2 separate regions of the Homo sapiens genome follow, and region 1 is linked to region 2. Evidence: chromatin contacts called from ENCODE Hi-C or POLR2A ChIA-PET data. All regions are on one chromosome and are shown on one strand. The core of a region is the stretch at or near the end of the contact, and the rest is flanking DNA. Distances in the headings are between cores, read along the strand shown.

What was found. A loop is a pair of places that touch in the nucleus more often than their neighbours do. ChIA-PET counts read pairs that join two places held with the same protein, here RNA polymerase II (POLR2A). Pooled maps may share reads with other maps.
Region 1: POLR2A ChIA-PET joins it to region 2 with 10 read pairs in activated T-cell. The contact joins two enhancer-like sites. A Hi-C loop is called at or near these places in 2 of 50 pooled maps. POLR2A ChIA-PET finds 5 or more read pairs at or near these places in 5 of 52 experiments (CD4-positive, alpha-beta T cell, Caco-2, T-cell and 2 more).

Annotation. Positions count from the first base shown.
Region 1 is chr2:203,716,199-203,723,386 of GRCh38, reverse strand. All of the region lies in intron 1 of CD28 (CD28 molecule), which reads right to left. Among named protein-coding and RNA genes, the nearest start is that of CD28, 13 kb to the right of the region's middle. Within about 2 kb of position 5,131, at least 6 of the 41 ENCODE cell types and tissues checked have a DNase peak (open chromatin) inside an H3K27ac peak, as active enhancers do.
Region 2 is chr2:203,635,598-203,643,179 of GRCh38, reverse strand. It overlaps the pseudogene LOC729532. Among named protein-coding and RNA genes, the nearest start is that of CD28, 67 kb to the left of the region's middle. Within about 2 kb of position 6,164, at least 8 of the 41 ENCODE cell types and tissues checked have a DNase peak (open chromatin) inside an H3K27ac peak, as active enhancers do.

The DNA of each region.
Region 1 (7,188 bases), core at 3,882-6,381, 81 kb before region 2:
GCCTCCCGAGTAGCTGGAATTGGAGGTGACCACCACCACCCCCAGCTAATTTTTATATTTTTAGTAGAGATGGGGTTTCTCCATGTGGGCCAGGCTGGTCTCAAACTCCTGACCTCAGATGATCTGCCTGCCTCAGCCTTGATACAAGTTTCTTATCAGATATGTGATTTGTAAATGTTTTCTCTCATTCTGTGGATTGTCTTTCATATTATCTTAAAAGTTCCCCCACTTGATTCTAATATTCAATTGGGTTGAAAGCCACTATGGCCTAGTGGAATTCACCTGACAACATATTTAGAATCACCTGGAAAAATCTAAAAGCCTTTGGTTTTCCAAGGCCAATTAAATCAGAATCTCTAGGTATAGGACCCAGGCATCCATTCATATTTTTTAAGTTTCTCTAGTAATTCTAGATGGCAGTCAAATTTGAGAACCAGTGGCCTAACAGAGGAAAACTAACTTCTTATCCTCAAATCGGCCTCCACAGGTTTTTCCAACCTCATTTCCTCAAACCGAAGCCCTCCTAATTAGACCATTTAAGCCAACATCCCAAGAACAGACTGTGAGCATTCCTACCTCCATGCCTTGTCTACTAACTCCTTGGCACAGAGCACCACTCCCTTCTCAGGTCTCAAAATGATTACTATCTGTATCGCTCACTTGACATTTGAGTTCTACCTTTTAAACAACTCTTGTTTCACATGCTTCAATTTGCTTAGCTTTGGATTCATGTGCATTTCCCTTAGGCCCCTGGTTTCCAAGTCTCTTGACAGAAAGGACCACATGTTATGCTTCTTTACATAACACAGTATGACTAATAGACTCTCATAAAATAATTGTGGAGTGAAAGATGGTGATTCGGCTGTATTGTTGTTATCAGCAGCTAGGTTTGACTACCATCTCATTAAATCCTTTTTGGAAACCTGTGTCAACAACTTTAACTTCACCTATTATTTGTTCCACAAATATTTTGCAAAAGCACTGAAAAATAAACATGCAAAGAATCAAAAAGTTCGACCTGTCTTAATACAAACATCCAATTTGTTTTTTTGTTTTTGATTTATTTTGTTTGTTTCCTTTTTTTACTTAGAAGGAGTCATTAGGTCAGTTCTAATTGGAAGAGCAACCAACTCCAGCAAGCAATGCCTGCATCTCTCCTCCTTTTCAGAGAGTGAGTGCAGGTTAGGCATTTGTATTCTGCTTGCTCACCGCCCTGGGAATTGTGTTTCTATTGCTAATTATTTGGATTCTGTTTTAATGCACATTCAAATTCTTCCTGATCTGCCTTTGTGAGCTGATTTAAAGAAAAAGATGGGAATGAGAATAGGACTTCTTTGTGGAGACAAAAAAAGGGAGTGTGGGTGGGCTGGAGAGAAACCCCAGATGGCTCCCCAGTTTGACTCCCTCTCCCAGCACACACAGTGAGGTGGAGAGAGGGAAGGGAGAGAGAGGAAGGAAGAAAAGCTGTGGCATCTAGAGTCCAGTGGTTTGCTGAATATGTCCTGTCTAACTCAGGGTGTGACATGTTCCTAAGATGCACATGGGAGAGAAGAATTGATTTCCCAAAAATGAATGCCACTCAATTCCCGTCCTACGGCAGCTCATGATCTGATGGGGAAGAAAGATATAAATAGACCCTACTTTAAACATAGTGACACAGTGATCTGCACAAAACTTCCGGGGGCAACAGGGAAACCAGCTAAGGATCTCAGGAGATGACGGCTGACCTGAGTCCTGAAGGAGTATGCATACATGGATTTGACCAACTTTTACTAAGTAAAAGTTAGCCTGGCTAAGACGTGTCTTTGTGTTGGGGACTGGGGTGAGGTGGGAGAGTGTGTGTTTGGGCTGGGGTGAGTTAGGGGACTGTGGGGAGGATAAGACAAAGAGAGAAAAAGAGTAGTCTGGGCAAGGGAGATGAGGAGGGTAAGAGTGTGGCCGACTTGGGGAATTACAGCTACCTTCTTTTTGCTGGGCCATGAGTTACAAAAGACAAGATTGTCAGAGCAAGCATAGTTCACTCCATTAGAGAGCTTGGGCTCTCTTCTGAAGGTGATGAAGATCTACTGAAGGCTTTTATGCAGAAAAGTGCTAAGATTTTGCTGGAAAAGAGCTTGAAAACTATTTGTTTTCGATAAGGCCATTTGAGGAAAAGCCATCCAATTTATTGCTCATGTTTACTTTCCTCCCTCTTCTTTGTCAACATAGATCATTTTTAAATTAGCTGGCTCTCAAACACAGATACTGTGCTTGAAATCGTTTGCTTACTATGTGTTAACATGTAGCTAACAGCCTCCTAGTTTAGAGTTCAAGCTGAGTTCAAGGTTGGCTGATAAAATCTCGTTTCTCAATATTTATATCCTCATAGCATTTGGTCCCACCTTGGTTCATGTCAATAATTCAGAGAAGCCTAAATAGGAAACTATCTCACAGGACCTCAAAATCTCTATATGCTTTGCAAGACAGTAAATGAGAGAAATTTACTTTTGGTGCTAGAAAAAGATAACCAGTGACTCTAAGTGATACTGAATATGTGTGATCATTGTGACTTTGAGTAAACACAATAATTCTGATTTCTCTTATTTTCTTTTAAAATGGGGCATGTGTAAAAATGCACACCCCTTGCTCTATGAAGTAAAAACATGGAGAAATCAAAGTAGCTGATAATCAGAATATCAGATGACATTTGGCTTTGATATGTATTTTCGGTCTCTGAGTTTCTGAAAATCCACAGTACTTCAAATAATGTAAGGACATATTACAAATGTAAGGACATATCTAGACTCAGAAGAAACCCAAATATGTAGCTCCCTCGTCCTAACTTGTGTTTGATTTCTTTTTGCTTTCCAGTTCATGCTAGGAGTGGAAGGCATTCTTCTTAGGCTACTTGGGTATCAGGAGACCCAGCCCTTTCCCTGTGAATATTTGATTTTACTTCTTGTGAGTGTTCAGGTAAGGTCTACCTAGGTCAAACCTACTAGGTTAAAAGAAACATTGTCAACCCATCCATTTTCTTTGCTTACGTTATCAAAAGATTGGTCTGACTGACATTTCTCTAACTGAATTGACAAGTTGTTTTGAAGGTGAATTTAGTGCTTTGCTTTTCAAAGCCTTTCCTAGCAGCTAAACCAGCTAAAGGTGTGGAGACAGGAAGCACTAACCTCAAACCTCTTTCCCTCACAGCTCCTGCTTAACAACAGGCAACATGAAGAGTGAGATTGGAGGTGAGAAGGTACTTATCTGCTGCTTGTGAGCAAGGTACTGAGAGCTAAAAGATTTCCCACAGATAATCTGTGAATCTTGTGAAACAGCCGACTTCAGGAAAATTGAAAGTTGCTTGAACTTCCATGAGAATGGCAGTGGGTGGTGGGGAAGCTTGGTTACAAAAAAAAACAACTCTTGCCGTTTACACCTATTATAAACGGGTCAATTACCATATTTAGTAATGAGGTCAACCCTCTGCATAGGTGGGGTGGTAACCACCTCTAAGGTGTGGCTCCCAGCATCAAAGAACCCTGACCTTAAAAGGACCCTCCCACCAGCTCAGTTAATGCTTAGATTTCCAAAGAAAATGAAGCCCAAAATGCAATATGGGAAACACATTGGCTTAATTTAGTATCTATGGCTTACATTCACAGGGCTATAAAATGCTGTCTCTTATCTCATCTGAACTCTATATTCAACTGTGAAGTAAATAGGCAGGACAGTCATCTTTATGCCCATCTTACACATGGGGAAACTGAGGTCAAAGAGGTAGATGAGTTGTCCAAGGTTACAGGAAACATAAGTGATCCTTGAAATTTAAGCTCATAACTTATGACTTCTAATCTATTGTTCATTTCCTTCTGCCATGTTGCATCAAAATTTCAACACAATTGCAGTGATTGGTTCTAGATCCTCTCAAAGTTGGACTTGATAGGGAGGATGGTACCAGATGTCTGGAGTGAGGGTTAGGGAGGAGATTACCATTAAGTAGGGGAGTGAATGGAATGGGAAGAGGACCAGAACAAAATACATTTCATTTTCCCCACTATTTTATTAGAGTCTTATCCTGCAAAAAACCACACTCAACTGGAAGGGAACTTGGAGATGATCTATGCCAATTCCTTATTTTAAAGAAGAGGCTATTGGGGGGAAAAAAAGAGAAGAAGTAAATGACTTTTCAAACAAGGTCACACAAATAATGGAAGAGCTAAGATGTAATTTATTTATTTAGACATCTAGGAGTAATGTTTTAAATCATAAATGGACAGAAAAACAACTTTGTTCATTCAGCAAGACTGAATTTATTTCATGCTCATATCTAGAAAAAAATACATTTCCAAATTTTTTGCCTCTAATGCACATATACAAAACATTTTGCTTACAATTTTGAAGATTTCCTGAAGGTCATAGATGGATCCCAGATAAGGCTTACAGACAGTATGATCACATCAAATAATCTTATAAATTATTTCTGATGCACAAGTAATAATTATACCATTGAGATCTTCCATTCTAGCTTACCCAAGTATACAAAAGGGATTGAACATAGACATGAGTCAACACATGAAATCACATTTCAGTCTGAACTTCACTAGGAAAATCCTTAACTTCAGGGCTTTTGTGAATTACATTTGTTTGTCATAGTTTTTCCTTTTCTTTATCGTAGCACCATAGAGAAATAAAACGTACTGGGAAGCTAAAGAAGCAGTTAGAGAGCTGGAATACATGATTAATTAGCAAAATGTGATTTTCCTCCAGAATCTTTAAGAACTTTATCAGGTTCCATTTATGCACATCATAGTCTGACTTTCTTTTGCAGTTGAAAAATCAGGTTGTAAGATTCTAATTATCTTGTTTCCTTTTAAAAATTCGGACTGAACAGAATTTCACATGTTAGGTAGGAACCAAAAACAATGAAAGCTTCTACTTTCAGCCATTTTGCCCTGTGATATTTGTGAGCACACTGTGAAGGTGATGCTGATTTCCCTGGCATAGAAGAGCACCTCCCTCCTGACCACAGAGCTAGTTAAGTTACTGTAACTTTCCTCTGAGTATATTTCCTGTTCAGGCCCAGGATGCCCTTCAACACGTGACCATCTGACCACTGGCTCCTTTTCAGGCTCTGTAAGGGGTAGGCTCCCCCACAAGACAACCCGGTGGTTGCTCAGGAAACTGTGAGACAAACCGTGCTCCCTGAGAAGAAAGGGGGACTCAACAGTCTATGGCTCTGATAACCTTAGCTGGTGGCCTGGCTTCCTTCTGATAAGAGAAAGAGAAGTACAAAACATTCACCAGACTGTAGCACCTTTCACCATCCTCTCTGAGCTGCAATGAAGATAAAAACAAAGCTATTCATGACCTACCATGCTTTGAATGGACCCAGCCTCTCTCTCCCAGAAATTCATGTTAAAATGAAAAAATGGTAATAATAATGATAATAATGCAAGTTATGGTTTAAAAATAATTCTGTGGTCATTTCATCTAGTTTTCTGTTGACTGTTATCTTGAAAGTCTTCCCATTTTCACAAGAAATGAAGATTTAAGGAAAATCTCTTCACACAGAAAAAGGGGGCTTTGAATAAGCTTGATAAACATGCATATACAGTGGTCCTCTGGATCCATGGGGTGTTGGTTCCAGGACCCCTGCAGATACCAAAATCCATGGAAGCTCAAGTCATGCAATTGTTGGTCCTCTGTATCCATAGATTCTGCATCCCACAAATACTGTTTTTGATCCATGGTTCATTGAATCCAAAGATGCATAACCCGTGGATACAGTGGGCCAACTATATGTTGTCTCATTCCAGATCCCAAATGAAAACAGATGGCACACACAAAATTGGGCAAGAGTAGGAAGGTTATTTATGAAAGGACTGTTGGCAAAGGTGTGGCAAGAGCAGAACCACGAGGGGTAGTGCCAGAGCCTGTGACTTGCAGCAGCAGAATTATGACCACCCTTAGGTCGAAAGAGACCAGGGGACAGCGAAGTTACCAGAACCAGAAGGCAAGAGAGTTGTGTAGTGGAGGCCACCATGACAGAAGCAATGACTTCCATCAAGAGAAGCAGACCAAGCAACCAGCTTTGGCCAAGATTGTGTATATCACAACTATCAGTTATACCAAGCACATTAACTGTTCTTGACAGAAAGTATGGTTTTAAAACAAAATCTAAAGAGGTTTTAGTTTGAACAAGGACAAATGATTATAGGTAACAATATAAATAGAAATAGAATCCTGATTAATAAATTTACTAAAGGCCTGGCACAGTGGATTACACCTGTACTCCTAGCACTTTGGGAGGATGACACAGGTGGATCGCTTGAACCCAGGAGATGGAAACCAGCCTGGGCAACATGGCGAGACCCCATTTCTACAAAAAATACAAAAATTAGCTGGGTGTGGGGGTACCTGGCTGTGGTGGCATGTGCCTGTAGTCCCAGCTCCTTGGGAGGCTGAGGTGGGAGGATCACTTGAGCCCAGGAGGTCAAGGCTGCAGTGAGTGGTGATTGTACCACTGCACTCCAGCCTGAGCAACAAAGTGAGACCCCATCTCAAATAAATAAATAATTTAGTAAAGAAGTTGCTTTTGGTCAGCACTAATCTAAGCCCCACCTTTAACCTTTATTTGTGTTCCTACACAGGCAGACACTATAATGTAGAGGACACTTGTTCTTGTCCTCTTAAAAAAATTATTGTGCTACATGTAACTGTCAGAAAGTAAGTCAAAGGTCAGATAGTTCAGTAGCAAAAAGTCCCATATGAGCACCAAGACCTAAGGCATTCATTTTTGAGAGGGAAAAGTTATCAAAAACAATCAATGAGTACTTTCTGAGAAGAAATTTTGATGTGTCACAGAATCGTCCTTTGGTATTCTGACTTCTGCTGTGACAGCGTCATTCATTCATTTATTCATCAAATAAATAAGGGACTTAATGTACTTGATTCTTAGGAGATGGGAAGATGTAAAAGACAGAGCTGTTTCATTCTAGGAGAAATCCGAAGGCAGGTACACAATCAGCTACTCTCCGAAGCCATCCGTGGTACATGAACCCTTTAAAGGGTCATTGACAGGCACGCGAAAGAAGCCTTGTTTCCAGACAGGATGATTCTGGAGGCTTTTGTAGAGACTTCACATTTAGCTGGGCCATAAGGTCTGGGGCAAATTTAGACAGGCTAAGATCATGGAAATGACCTTAGTGTGAG
Region 2 (7,582 bases), core at 4,915-7,414:
GCGGTACTTGCGGGCCGGCGCGAGTTCCAGGTGGGTGTGGGCTCCACGGGCCCCGCACTCGGAGCGGTCGGCCGGCACCGCCGCCCCGGCAGTGAGAGGCTTAGCACTTGGGCCAGCAGCTGCTGTGCTCAATTTCTCGCCGGGCCTTAGCTGCCTTCCCGTGGGGCAGGGCTCGGGACATGCAGCCCACCATGCCTGAGCCTCCCCCCCGCCCCCTCCGTGGGCTCCTGTGTGGCCCGAGCCTCCCCGACGAGCGCTGCCCCCTGCTCCACGGCGCCCAGTCCCATCGACCACCCAAGGGCTGAGGAGTGCGGGCACACTGCAGCGCCAGACTGGCAGGCAGCTCCATCTGCGCCCTGGTGCGGGATCCATTGGGTGAAGCCAGCTGGGCTCCTGAGTCCGGTGGGGACTTGGAGAACCTTTATGTCTAGCTCAGGGATTGTAAATACACCAATCGGCACTCTGTATCTAGCTCAAGGTTTGTAAACACACCAATCAGCACCCTGTGTCTAGCTCAGAGTTTGTGAATGCACCAAATGGACACTCTGTATCTAGCTACTCTGGTGGGGACTTGGAGAACTTTTATGTATAGCTAAGGGATTGTAAATACACCAGTCAGCACCCTGTGTCTAGCTCAGGGTTTGTGAATGCACCAATCGACACTCTGTATCTAGCTACTCTGGTAGGAACTTGGAGAACCTTTGTGTCCACACTCTGTATCTAGCTAACCTAGTGGGGAGGTGGAGAACCTTTGTGTCTAGCTCAGGGATTGTAAACTGCACCAATCAGCACCCTGTCAAAACAGACCACTTGGCTCTCTGTAAAATGGACCAATCAGCAGGATGTGGGTGGGGCCAGATAAGAGAATAAAAGCAGGCTGCCCTAGTCAGCAGTGGCAACCTGCTGGGGTCCTCTTCCACCCTGTGGAAGCTTTGTTCTTTCACTCTTTGCAATAAATCCTGCTGCCGCTCACTCTTTGGGTCCACACTGCCTTTATGAGCTGTAACAGTCGTCGCGAAGGTCTGCAGCTTCACTCCTGAAGCCAGCGAGGCCACAGACCCACCGGGAGGAACGAACAACTCCAGACGCGCCGCCATAAGAGCTGTAACACTCACCACAAAGGTCCGCAGCTTGACTTCTGAGCCAGCGAGAGCACGAACCCACCGGAAAGAAGAAACTCCGAACACATCCGAACATCAGAAGGAACAAACTCCGGACACGCCGCCTTTAAGAACTGTAACACTCACCGCGAGGGTCCACGGCTTCATTCTTGAAGTCATTGAGACCAAGAACCCACCAATTCCGGACACATCCTGAACTCCTGATCCGCCCACTTCAGCCTCCCAAAGTGCTGGGATTACAGGCGGGAGCCACCGCGCCTGGCCACCCTTTTTATATTTTCTCGTCTACAAAAAATGGAATATGAATATCCACTCCTTCAAACTATGAAACTACTACAAGAAAAAATCAGAAAAATTTCCAGGACATTGGTCTGGGCAAAAATTCCTTGAGCAAAAACTCATAAAAGCACAGGCAACCAAAGCAAAAAATGGACAAACGGGATTACATCAAGGTAAAAAGCTTCTGCACAGCAAAGGAAACAATCAACAAAGTGAAGAGACAACCCACAGAATGGGAGAAAATATTTGCAAACTACCCATCCGACAAGGGATTAATAACCCGTATATATAAGAAGCTGAAACAACTCTATAGGAAAAAATCTAATCCAATCAAAAATAGGCAAAATATTTGAACAGACATTTTTCAAAAGAAGACATATAAATGGCAAACAGGAACAGGAAAAGGTGCAACAACACTGATCATCAGAGAAATGCAAATCAAAACTACAAGGAGATATAGCACCCCAGTTAAAATGGCTTATATACAAAAGACAGGCAGTAACAAATGCTGGTGAGGACGTGGAGAAAACGGAGCCCTCATACACTGTGTACAACCACTATGGAGAAAAGTTTGGAGGTTTCTCAAAAAACTAAAAATTGAGCTACCATATGATCCAGCAATCCCAGTGCTGAATATATACCCAAAAGAAAGGAAATCGGAGCCAAGCGTGGTGGCTCACGCCTGTAATCCCAGCACTTTGGGAGGCCGAGGCGGGCAGATCACGAGGTCGGGAGATCGAGACCATCCTGGCTAACACGGTGAAACCCCATCTCTACTAAAAATACAAAAAATTAGCCAGGCGTGGTGGCGGGTGCTGGGACTCCCGAGTAGTCCCAGCTACTCGGGAGGCTGACGCAGGAGAATGGCATGAACCCGGGAGGCGGAGCTTGCAGTGAGCTGAAATCGTGTCACTGTACTCCAGCCTGGGAGACAGAGTGAGACTCCTTCTCAAAAAAAAAAAAAAAAAAAAAAGGAAATCGGTATATCAAAGAGATATGTTTGTTGCAGCACTGTTCACAATAGCCAAGATTTAGAAATAACCTAAGTGTCCATTAACAGATGAATGGATAAAGAAAATGTGGTACTCATATACAATGGAATACTATTCAGCCATAAAAAAAAAATGAGAGCCATTCATTTGCAACAACAAGGATGGAACCAGAGGTCATTATGTTAAGTGAAATAAGCCAGGCACAGAAAGACAAACATTGCATGTTCTCACTTATTTGTGGGATGGAAAAATCAAAACAATTGAACTCATGAACATACAGAGTAGAAGGATGGTTACCAGAGGCTGGGGTTGGGTGGGGAAGTGGGGAGCTGAGGGGAGGTGGAGATGGTTAACGGATACCAAAAAATAGTTAGAAAGAATGAATGTGTGCTACTATTTGATAGCACAACACGACGACTATAGTCAATAATAATTGTACATTTTAAAATAACTTAAAGAGTATAATTGGATTGCTTGTAACTCAAGGGATAAATGCTTGAGAGGATGGATACCCAATTTACTCTGATGTGCTTATTTCACTTCCATGCCTATATCAAAACATCTCTGGTACTCCACAAATACATTCACCTACTATGTACCCACAAAAATTAAAAATTAAAAGAAAAAAAAGAAAATGGTTGGGCACAGTGGCTCACACTTGTAATTCCAGCACTTTGGGAGGCCGAGGTGGGCAGATAACTTTAGCTCAGGTGTTCAAGACCAACCTGGGCAACATGGTGAAACCCTATCTCTACAAAAAATGTAAAAATTAACTGGGTGTGGTCAAGCACTCCTGTAGTTCCAGCTACTTGGGAGGCTAGGGTGGGAGGATCGCTTAAGCCCACGAGGTTGAGGCTGCAGTGAGCCATGATCCCACCACTGCACTCCAGCCTAGGCGACAGAGTGAGATCCTGTCACAAAAAAAAAGAATACCCACTCCACAGAGTTGTTGATAATTATATAAGAAATTATATAATACACAGATAGAAGGTGCTTAATAAATGTTAGCTCCCTTCCTCCCCACCTCTCCTTTTCTGCATCCCTGTCCTATTTCTTTAGAAATGAAATTTAACACTTTATAATACCTTTAATATATGATGATTTTAGTTCACTTTAAAAACTTTTGTATTGAGGTATAATTTACATACAATAAAGTATGTAAAGTATAAAAATGACAATTTTATATATGTGTATACACCTATATAATCACTACTCAGAGCCAAATATAGAACATTTATTTATAGCATCCTCCCAGATATTCCTGCACGCCACATACGACCAATACCCCTCCAAAGGTAACCATTATTCTGCCTTCACCATTATTACTAAAGTATTTTTAAATTATGTCAAAAATAAATGACAGTATATCTATACTAAGGAATAAAAAAGCACTAGTTAAAACAAAGGAAGTAGAGCTATACATGCCAACATGGAAATATCCCAAGATATATTGTTCTGTATTACTAAGGTAATTGAAAATTAATAACAGAAATGCTAATGGAAAGAGGTAGATGGAAAGGAGAACAGAAATATGATGGGTAAAGCTCTTTTAGTCTTTTTGAAATCTTCATTAAGCCTGGCGAGGTGGCTCACACCTGTAATCCCAGCACTTTGGGAGGCCTAGGCTAGCGGATCACTTGAGGTCAGGAGCTGGGGACCAGCCTGGCCAACATAGTGAAACCTTGTCTCTACTAAAAAAAAGAAAAACAAAACAAAAAAAAAAAACAAAAAAAATTAGCTGGGTGTGGTGGTGCATGCCTGTAGTCCCACCTACTTGGGAGGCTGGGGCGGGAGAATTGCTTGAACCCAGGAGGCAGAGGTTGAGTGAGCCAACATCACACCACTGCACTCCAGCCTGGGGGACAGAGTAAGACTCTGTCTTGGCCAGGCAGGGTGGCTCATGCCTGTAATCCCAGCACTTTGTAAGGCTGAGGCAGATCACAAGGTCAGGAGTTCGAGACCAGCCTGACCAACATAGTGAAACCCCATCTCTACTAAAAATACAAAAATTAGCCAGGTGTGGTGGCACGTGCCTGTAGTCCCAGCTACTTGGAAGGCTGAGGCAGGAGAATCGCTTGAACCTGGGAGACAGAGGTTGCAGTGAGCCAAGACCACGCCACTGCACTCCAGCCTGGGTGACAGAGTAAGACTTCGTCTCAAAAAAAAAAAAAAAAAAAAAAAAATCCTTACTAAGCATGCCTTCACTTTGTGGCAGAAGTATCCAAACTGAATTCAGTCACCTAAATTGGAAGCATAGCAGGAATCATTGAGAGACCACATATTTGCAGAAACAAATGTACACCTCTCCCTCTAACTTGGACACCACCACATCCTGAGCTGAAACTCTTCATAATCCTTGCAGGGCCACACCTTTTCTATCGCCAGCCAAAGGGCCAAAATGAAAGACAGAGAGGCCTGCGGGTTCAGATCACTGCAGCCTTGCTGTGCAATAATATAGATGCCAGCACTGGGGTTTATCCGACTCTTCCCAAAAGTCACAACCAAATATAGTTTCTCCTGAGATGTAGTGAATAAGCCTGGCCTAAAAGATTGTGGTGGTCAAAATCAACCTAATAGGGCAAGGCCTTACCTAGAAAGTTCTGAACCGATCTAATTTGCATCTAAACCTTCAAACTAACTTTTTGTTAATATCTGGATTTAAATAGTAAACAACTAAATGAGTTCAAATGAAGAGGAAACAACAGGTTTATTTTTCAAACTTATGCAAACGGTTTCTGAAACCACCTTCACACTCCCTTTGCAAGTCAGTGTGAATGAATGGGTGGGCACACAGTAGTTGCACTTTAATCCATTTTCTTTTTCAATTGCCAGCACGAGGCTTGAGAGCTTCCTTGTTAACAATTCTCACAGGCCAAACCCTTCTCCAGTGCAATGTAAGCTTCTTTCCTCTTGTCCTGTTGTTTGTGGAGATGAGAAACAACCAATGTTTTTCTGTTAATGACCCTTCAAATCAGTTGGACCTTTCTTCTCTAAGTTAACTAACCCTACAGCTTTCTGGCCTTTCCTCATAGCCTTTATTTTCCAAGCCTTAATTACATTTTTGCTCTTCTCTGGAGCTCTGCCAGTTCCCCACAACCTCCTTAAAGGGGAGACACAAAGTAGCCACAGTTGAGGTCAGACCAGTGCTGGGAAAAGCTGAGAAGCCACTTCCTGCCCTTTGACTTTTATGCATCCCACTATCTTACTGACTTTATAAATAAACAGCACTCATTGAACTAATTCTAGCAGGGCTGTCATTCAAGCTGAAGCCCACCTTTCCCATCTTGCATCTCAGCATTTTGATTTCGTCCCGTAAACTTTTTGTGCTTACCCCTTTTGAGCTTTTCTAATTCAAAATGTCTCACCCAATGAATTGTCTGAGCCACTTTACATGCGATCCCTCCTTTCTCTACTTCCTCACAAAAACTTTTGTAAATTCAGGAAGTGCCTTTCCAGAAGCCAAGCCAGTGATCAAAATCTACTAAGGTTTCCTCTCTCCCCGACACCATCCCCAAGGCAAGTACTGCTGACACTGTGGTAATAAAAACTACCGTTTATTATGCCAGGAAGTGTGGCATACATTATTTCATTCATTCCTCACAACAACCAACCTTATTACTCCTATTTTATTGAACAATTTGAGGTTAGCTAGATTAGGTAATTTGCTGTAGCCACAGAGCAAGCAAGTGCTGGATTCAAATATGAGCCTCTCTGCCCCTGAACTCACTGTGCCACAATGTTGCAAAATCAGTGCTCACTGGCATTTGGATGTCATCCACCAGGCAAATGTGACTCCACTTGTAAAGTCTATGCTCTCTCTTTTGGAGCTGGGACATCTTTCTCCTGCCCTTGAGTGTCAAAACTCCAGGTTCTCTGGGCTTTTGGACTCTAGGACTTGCACCAGCCACCTCCTAGGCACTTGGGCCTTCAACCTCAGACTGAGTTATATATAATCCAAGGCCTTCAGACTTGGATTAAGTCATGCTATTGGCTTCCCTGGTTCTCCAGCTTGCAAATGGTCTATCATTGGACTTGTAATGGAGCCAAGTTCCCCTAATAAATCCCTTATCCTATCTCTCTCTTTCTCTTTCTCTTTCTCTCTGTCTATATATATACAAATTATATATACTATATAACTGATTATATATAATATCTAAAAATCATATATATTATAATATTTTATAGAAATTATATTTTAATATATAATTATATAATTTTTATATTTATATATAATCAGTTATGTATAAAATATATAATATATAAATATAGGCCAGACGCGGTGGCTCACAACTGTAATCCCAGAACTTTAAGAGGCCGAGGCGGGTGGATCACGAGGTCAGGAGTTTGAGACCAGCCTGGCCGACATGGTGAAACCCTGTCTCTACTAAAAATACAAAAATTAGCCAAGCGTGGTGGCATGCGTCTGTGGTCCCAGCTACTCGGAAGGCTGAGGCAGGAGAAGTGCTGAACCTAGGAGACGGAGGTTGCAGTGAGCTGAGATCAGGCCACTGCACTCCAGCCTGTGCAACAGAGCAAGACTCCATCTCAAATAAATAAATAAATAAATAAAATATATTTATAATATACTTATAATACTTATAAACACTCATAAATATACTTATAAGTATATATTTATAATATAATATAGCATTTTATGTCTGCTTCCTGTGGGACGCAGTGGTAACCATTTGGTTGGGAACGTGAGTGATTTTTTGCCTTGTTTCTCTTGCTTCTTTTCTCCTCCCTTTTATTTTGTTGGTAGAGCGCAGTTATGGGGCAAGAAGAAGAAGCAGCGGAAGCCGTGGTGCTGGTATTGTAATAGAGATTTTGGTGATGAGAAGATCCTTATACAGCACCAAAAAGCAAAGCATTTTAAATGTCATATATGTCACAAGAAATTGTATCCAGGACCTGGCTTAGCCATTCATTGCATGCAGGTGCATAAAGAAATAATAGATGCTGTACCAAATGCAATACCTGGGATAACAGACATAGAATTGGAAATATATGGTATGGAAGGTATTCCAGAAAAAGACATGGATGAAGGACGACAAGTTCTTGAACAGAAAACACAAGAAAGTCAAAAAAAGAAGGAACAAGATGATTCTGATGAATACGATGACGACGACTCTGCAGGCTCAACTTCATTTCACCCACAACCTGTTCAACTTCAACAAGGTTATATTCCTC